2 separate regions of the Mus musculus genome follow, and region 1 is linked to region 2. The links are chromatin contacts, found by Hi-C in ENCODE. All regions are on one chromosome and are shown on one strand. The core of a region is the stretch at or near the end of the contact, and the rest is flanking DNA. Distances in the headings are between cores, read along the strand shown. Region 1 has its middle 11 kb from the start of Adcy6. Region 2 overlaps Ccdc184 (coiled-coil domain containing 184).

The links. Hi-C counts contacts between places; a loop is a spot of excess contacts on that map.
Region 1: a loop to region 2 is called in a map of T-helper 2 cell, with 3 times the contacts of the local background. The contact joins two enhancer-like sites. A Hi-C loop is called at or near these places in 2 of 37 maps with a recorded cell type or tissue (T-helper 2 cell and regulatory T cell).

The regions. Positions count from the first base shown.
Region 1 is chr15:98,614,014-98,617,487 of GRCm38, forward strand. No RefSeq gene overlaps it. Among named protein-coding and RNA genes, the nearest start is that of Adcy6, 11 kb to the left of the region's middle. Within about 2 kb of position 1,863, at least 1 of the 3 ENCODE cell types and tissues checked has a DNase peak (open chromatin) inside an H3K27ac peak, as active enhancers do.
Region 2 is chr15:98,169,453-98,173,094 of GRCm38, forward strand. It overlaps Ccdc184 (coiled-coil domain containing 184), which reads left to right. Exons shown (of 1, transcript NM_177716.3): 1 at 1-682. Among named protein-coding and RNA genes, the nearest start is that of Ccdc184, 3.5 kb to the left of the region's middle. Within about 2 kb of position 2,327, at least 1 of the 3 ENCODE cell types and tissues checked has a DNase peak (open chromatin) inside an H3K27ac peak, as active enhancers do.

The DNA of each region.
Region 1 (3,474 bases), core at 613-3,112, 440 kb after region 2:
ACGTTTACCGCCGGCTGAGCGGTCCGAAGCCCTTAGCATGTGCGACTCACTTTCAATCCGCGTAGATCCTCAGAGATGGGACAGGCCAGGAATGGAGATTCAACCCTTTCTCCAAGACAGCCAGTCCGAGGTGCGATCAGATTTGGGCTCAACTATTCTGCGTTAAGCATTTGTGTTTGCGACCACTGTTCTAGTAACAGAGAAGGCCAAGACTGTGAGGTGTGAGGTGGCTTGCCCGGGTGCCAAATCGGAGGTGGTGGGCGTGGGGGTGGGGACACCAGAACTCATAGTTACTAGCCCCGATTCATTGCTATTTTTAATGGTTTTTAATTTTTTTAAAATATCACTTTGTGTACCTGTATAGGGGATACCTGCATGCCCTGGCACCGCGTGGAAGCCAGAGACTGACTCTGGGCCTCATCTTCCATCACGAGGGTCCCAGGGGTTGCGCTCAGGCATCCAGCATGAGCCTTCACCACTGGGCCCTGCCACCGGCCCTCGGTGTTTCATTTGATTCTCAATTCCCTGCTCTGATTATTCGCAACAGCTGTGGATTATTCCAGTCCTCTCCTGAGGTTTTCTCCGAAGGGCAAGCAGACATTGGCTCCACGTGGCTGTGGAGAGTACACTGGGCTATACCGCAGTGGGCCCTTGTTGACCAGAGCGGTGTGTGAACCACTGTTGTCAGCCAGCAGCCGAAACCAGGGAATCCTCAGACCAGCAGGTTAGAGTCTGGGCCTTCTGCCAAGCCCTTCCACGACAGAGGACTGCCTGCGCTAGACATGTTTCAGCCAAATTATCTGTCTCTGAAATGCACTAAGCCTGTTTATAAAGCTTTGCTGGAGGATGCTGGGAAAACAAAACAAAACTTCTCTAAGGCTACCTCCCAGACTTACCCCGAGCCCTGCTGAGAAACAGGGCCCTTGGGGAGACTGTGACAGAATATTAACCTGCTGAAATAACCCAATACAGATGTGTGTCAGGGCAGGTAACACTCAGGAACAGCGGGCCTCAAAGTGTTAGGAAATAATGGGAAAAACTTAAAATGGAGAACATGCTCTTCCTTTTGGAACCAGGAGCCATCTGTTTCTATTCCATATTCATAGCAGAGTCCCGTGACCCAGCCCATGGACTACGGACCCTGCTGAGCCCTCTAAGAAAAAAACATTACAGTAACCAAAGTGTTAGGCCTGACAAAGAGGAGAGAGAGACTAGAGGCCACCAGAGTGAGCTGCAGCTAACGTCCAGGCCAGCTTAGTCTCGGTGATCTTTTGGGATTGGATGGTCAGGACAGACGGGTCCTAAGAGGGGTCATTCTCACCTCTCCTTTTCTGGAGGAGGAAACTTCTAGCTGGAGAGTATATTGCATGCAAATGCAAGCTTCACGGAGGTACGCGTTTCTGGACAACACTGCCCACAGTACTGAGAACGCTCGACTATGGCACAGAATAAGCTTGGCTTTTTTTTTTTTTTTTTTTCTGAGCCTTCCCTGGGTTGTTCAAATAACAGCTAAGCTCTGGCGTCGTAAACGACCGTTCCCTAACATTCCTGGCTTGAGGCTAAGGTTTCCACACACTTTCATTGTTGGTGTTGCTACTGCTGTTGTTTTTCAAGACAGGGTTCTAGCCGGGCAGTGGTGGCACTTGCCTTTAATCCCAGCACTTGAGAGGCAGAGGCAGGCGGATTTCTGAGTTCAAGGCCAGCCTGCTCTACAAAGTGAGTTCCAGGACAGCCAGGGCTATACAGAGAAACCCTGTCTCGGAAAAAAAAACAAAAAAAACAAAAAACAAACAAACAAACAAAAAAACCACAGGGGTTTTCTGTAGCCCTGGCTGTCCTGGAACTCCCTGCAGACCATGCTGGCCTCTCTGCCTCAGAGTGCTGAGATGAAAAGCCTGCACACCGCCTGGCTCTTGGCGCTGTTCTATTAATAGGTGCTAGGGAACTAAGGAGACAGGGTCCCTTTTGTTGAAGAGTATCTGTACTGGGGATACCCATCCCTGGGCATGCTGACGGGCTCCAGTTACGAGTGTGAGATGTGTGTACCAATCTTGTAGAGGACTTGAATTCAGATCCCACCACAACCCGGGTGCAACCACCTGTAACTCCAGCTCCAGAGGGTCTGAAGCCTTTGCCTTCCAATGGTAAATGTGCTCCCATACCTCCCCCCACCACACACACACACACACACACACACACACGCACGTAAAAATAAAATCTTAAAGATTAAACAACAAATAAAGAAAAGAAGTCAGGATAACTGCTACTATAATCACCATTAAGTAAGGAATGGACTTGATAAAGTGGATGGGAAAGAAACCGAGGTGGCACTGTCAAGAGCTGTCTCTTGGAGAAGTGACATTTACATGGCCACCTAAACGACAAGGACGACAAGGACGAGGAGCCCTCCATGCAAAGAATATGGGTTGAGAGCATTCCAGGCAGAAGGAACGGTTAATGCAAAGCCCTCGGGCAAGGGCAGCTCACTGGGCTCTAGAAAGACAAAGAAAGCCAGTGAGGCCAAAGCGGTAGATGAGGTCAGAGCGGCAGGCAAGCCCTGGCTGGCGCAGAAGCGCACAGGCCACTGGAAGGAGTCTGGATTCCATTCAGAGTGTAATGAGAAGCCTCTGGAGGTGTTAAGCTCGGAAGTGGCACACTCTGATTTATGGTTTTAAGAGATCATGCTGGCTTCTGGGTGAAGAATGAACCGTGGGATGAAGGGATTGGAGGGGAACCACTTAGGAAGCTATTACAATGGGTCCAGCAGAAGGAACCGCAGCTTAGGCAAGGACAGCAATAGTGGCTGGGAGAAATGACAAAGACTCAGGCAATGTGAATTGGAGTACCCCGTACCTGCTGCGGTTCCTTTGGTAACTCTCATTCTCGTCAAATCGTTATCAGCAAGCAACAAATATTTGCCAGGGACCTATACTGTGCCAAACATCGTACTGGGCACTGAAATACCAGTCCAGAGGAGAAGCCACGTTCCACTCCATTCTGCCCACGTGCTGGAGGAACATGCCTCACCCTGATATCCCTGCCCTGTCCTCGATGGGCAGAGGTGGGGAGTGGGGTGTTGACAGTTGGAAAATTGATGCCATAAAACAGAAGAGTTCAAAGTCCCCTCAAGATCTCTGAGCAAAGACCAGGAGAACCCCAAGCTTCCACAGTTAGGAAAGAGGGAGCAGAGAAGCCTCTCGCGGCTCACACTGCTCTTTATCTTCTGAGTTCCCACAGCCCAGTCTGACAGAGCCCCCCTCAAACTTCATCACTTCGCCACTAGTTTTTGTTATCCCAAACTCCCCAACCCCACTTCGGGAATTTTTTTAGTCTCTTGTGCCCCCTGGTGGCACATTCTGGGTACTGCGGTCCATAGTTGTCTCGGTTTCACGACTCGCGATAATTTGAAGACTGGGAAAGTCTGGAAGAGCTGAAATGTCACTGCACCGGGGCACAGGACTATATCAGTTTCCC
Region 2 (3,642 bases), core at 1,077-3,576:
GTACTCGGGTTCCCAGGGCCCCTAGGCTGGGAGGAGCTGGCTCTGATGTGCATGAAGACACAAGAGCTCAAGCTCTGGCACTGAGCATGCAGAGCCGAGCCTGCCCCGTCGCTGACTTCACCTGGGATTGCTTGGCCACTCACCTGGGCCTAGAGAACAAAGTGCTCAGGTCGCAGGCAGAGACTTAGGACTGCTCAGCAACTGTCCAGATTTAAGGGGACATCTGAGGAACTCTTGGGGGAGGGGGCGCTGCAGCCCCAAGCTGTCTTTTCTGGCTATACCTGCTTAACTTCAGTTCCTTTTATTATTTTTTTTTTCCTGTCAATATGTCGGTACCCTCTGCTTTCTGGTGTTGCCTCCATAATGTCTTGTGTTATGTGTGTCCACTTGTGTAGTAGTGTGTGAGCCCTCAGGGGCAGGGCTTGTGGCTCTAGTATTAGGTTCAGGGGGCTTCAGACCCGTCTGCAAGCCCCAGGCTATCATGGCGCTTTCTGCTCTTTTCCCTTTTATGCCCCACTCCTCAACCCAGGGCACGGAGCATGTGGCTGTCCTGAGTGTCCTTAACTGATGTGCTCCTACCTTCCGAAGTGGTGACTGTGTGTGCCCCTTCCCTCCTCTGTGTATCCTTTCTTAGTGCTTTGCTTGATGTCAACCTTAATAAAAAGGCACCATCTCCCCTCTTGCTGACTGGTACTAAGTGGGTTTAAGGCTGGGGCTTCTGGGTCTGCTGTGTGGATCAGGGCTTAGGAGAAAATGTAGGGGACCAATGCCTTCCCTCCTCTCTTCTTGCCTCCAGTCCCAAAGAGTTAACTGACTTTGTCCTGGTTGGGACAAGCTTGCCAGCTCTGTCTGCTTTCCCTTCTGCCCTGGACCTTGATCCAATGTGGACCTGGAAAATGCAGAGATCTGCCTGGAAATACCCGGCCCGGCTAACAAGGGTTTTGGTAGCCAGCACTCCACACCTGCAAGAGATTTCAGTGAAGCAAGCCATGGGGGTGACTTCTGAGTGAGAGCCCTGGTACAGCAGGCATGCCACCTGTTCTAGGGATGGAGTGGGAGTCACTGTTCTGGAGGGGTTGCCCGGGGTTTCTGGAGTGGAGTGACACATCACTAAGGAAACCACAGGCACTGCCTCAGGCCTCTAGTGGAAGATGTGGGCAAGGTACTCCCCGGGGAGTCAACACTGACATCATCTCGAGGCTGCTCCCTCGGGAGATGGAGATTTCCTGAGGCTGCCCCAGAACAAAGGTTGAGAGCCGACTATGATGTGTGTGTGTGTGTGTGTGTGTGTGTGTGTGTGTGTGTGTGTGTGTGTGAGTGAGAGAGAGAGATGTAAATTACTTCTGTTACAGAGAAGGCTAAAGGACACTGAAGGGTTTGATGCAGGTTTGAGTTTTTAATTCCAACACTGAGTTGACTGCCTAAGACTTGCTCTTCACAATGCATATGCTAGGAATAAAACTATGACTCCTAGGACATCTTGTGCAAATGTTAGCTTCTCGGTGGTTCTCCTGGCCAGGTAGAGTGGGGATGACTCCTCCAGCGAAGCAGAACCCAGGGAAGGTCTAGAGACAACTCCCCACCCCGGGTTTTAAATGCTTATTACTGATGTACCTGTGCATTTGTGCCTCTGTGTACGCACGTGCACAAACGGTGCCCACAGAAAAGCCAGGAGAGAACTGTTTGGGACGACACCAGAGGAAGCCTTGAGGTATACAGTCCTTGGGTGACAAACTGGGATTCAGGCAGGTGGGAGCTGATGGACATGGTGTTGAGGACACTCAAGTCCCCCGGGAGAGTGGCACATGTTTATAATCAAGACGTTTCTCCAGCTTTTATTTTGCAGGTCAACTTTGTGCCATCCCTCCTTTTTCCCTCTTGTTCTTCTTTAGACGGGGTCTCACCACATAGTCTGGATAGCCTGGAGCTTACTATGTAGAACAGACTGGCCTCTGACACACAGAGATCCATCTGCTTTTGCCTCTTGAGTAAACTCCTTTAATGTAATCTTTTCCTACATAAAGAACCCTTACCCTTGAGGACAGAATTAAGGAAAAGGGCATGGTTAGCGTCTTAAGATAGCATGGACCTTTTCATTTTAAGAAGTAGAGACAAGCCATAAAGGCTGTGGACTAACCCTGTATTCATACATAATATGCCTGAGAAAGCTGTGAGGTGTGCAGTCCTTGGGTAATGAATGCTGGGCCCCCAGGGGAGCAGCTAGAGCATCCAGCTGAGGATGGGGACTTAGGCTTCTGCTACAGTTTCAACGTTCAGCATCCATTACCAAGGCGGTGATCAGTTACTGAGCTCCACCGCTTTTATCTCCCAGCAGTTTTATGAGGTAGAGAGCGCGTTGTTACTTTTTACATAACAGCTCAGAAACAGATTTAAGGCTTCAAGGTCACAGACTGGAATGTGGCAAAGCCAGGACCTAACGCTGAGACGGTTTGATTTAAAGAAGCCTTGGATAGAAACCATCTCTATTTTTTTTTTTTTTTTTAATTTGGCTCCTCAAAGAGCCTGAGAGTATCCTGAAAAAGAAATCAACCACATTTGGGCAGTGAAAAAGATTACAGTTCAGGCTTTGGTTCTAGACCTTTCTCAGCACTGGGTGCATGGAGCAGATGGCTGTTTGGATCTGCTATTGGAGAGGAAGTTTCCAGTGCTTGTTGGCATCCCCGTCAGTTTCTTCCATAGGTGAGCTCTCTTTTTTGTTCCCTATCGGTCAGATTCTCTGTCATTTGAGGCAACGCCCATTTAGACTCCATAGAAAGTTCTGGTTGAGGCCTTTAGCCATGGATTCCAGGTCTATCGCTCTGCACACTGTCTTCCAGGGGTTCTCAGCCCTTAAGTTACTCCCTGCAACCTGGCAAGTCCAGAGAGCAGCCTTCCCACAGAGAGCAATTGTTCTGCCCATCCCCTTCTTATCTGCACCCGGAACAGATTTTTGCACAGGTTACTCCTTCACCCCTGTTTCTTCCTTCTCTGCCCCTGGCTTCTGAGGTCTCTTCTCCAGCCTGCTGGTAAGGGAGTTTCAGCTGGAGTTCCTCACCCAGGGTTCATGGCAGGGCTCACTGCTGAATATTTCAGGAAGCAACACACATTGGAAATTACAAAAGCCTGCAAATATATATTCTCTCTAGAGATAAAGGGCCATTGTTTTTGCTTAGTCTTTAAGAGTAAGGATCAGGCTTTTGTAAAATGGGACTAGTCATTGAGTAAAGTGTAACGAGATGTTTCAACTCAAAAAGCACCAATGAAGAAAAGACCAATTGAGCCTGGCTCTTGCAGCATCCGTGCCTCCTGGAGCCTCCTGAGTATTTCCTGGCTGGAATTGGAACGGCCATCTCGATGGAATTATTCACCACTTCCTTGATGAATTTTAATTACATTAGCATCTATCAGGTGCTACAGCCCTTCTCCCCATTGCTTCCAAGTCTTTAACAGTAGAGGGTTGACAAAGATGCCCGAGAGTCTAAGTAAGCAATGTCTTAGTTCACCGGGGAATGCACAAGCATGTCGCTGTTCACCCCAGATAGGACACCAAAGGCAAACCGAGGAACCATCTCACCCAAGTCTAGGACGAAGAACTAGTGAGTTTATAGGTTTGCTTAATAGGGGGATTGGGATTGAAGGGAG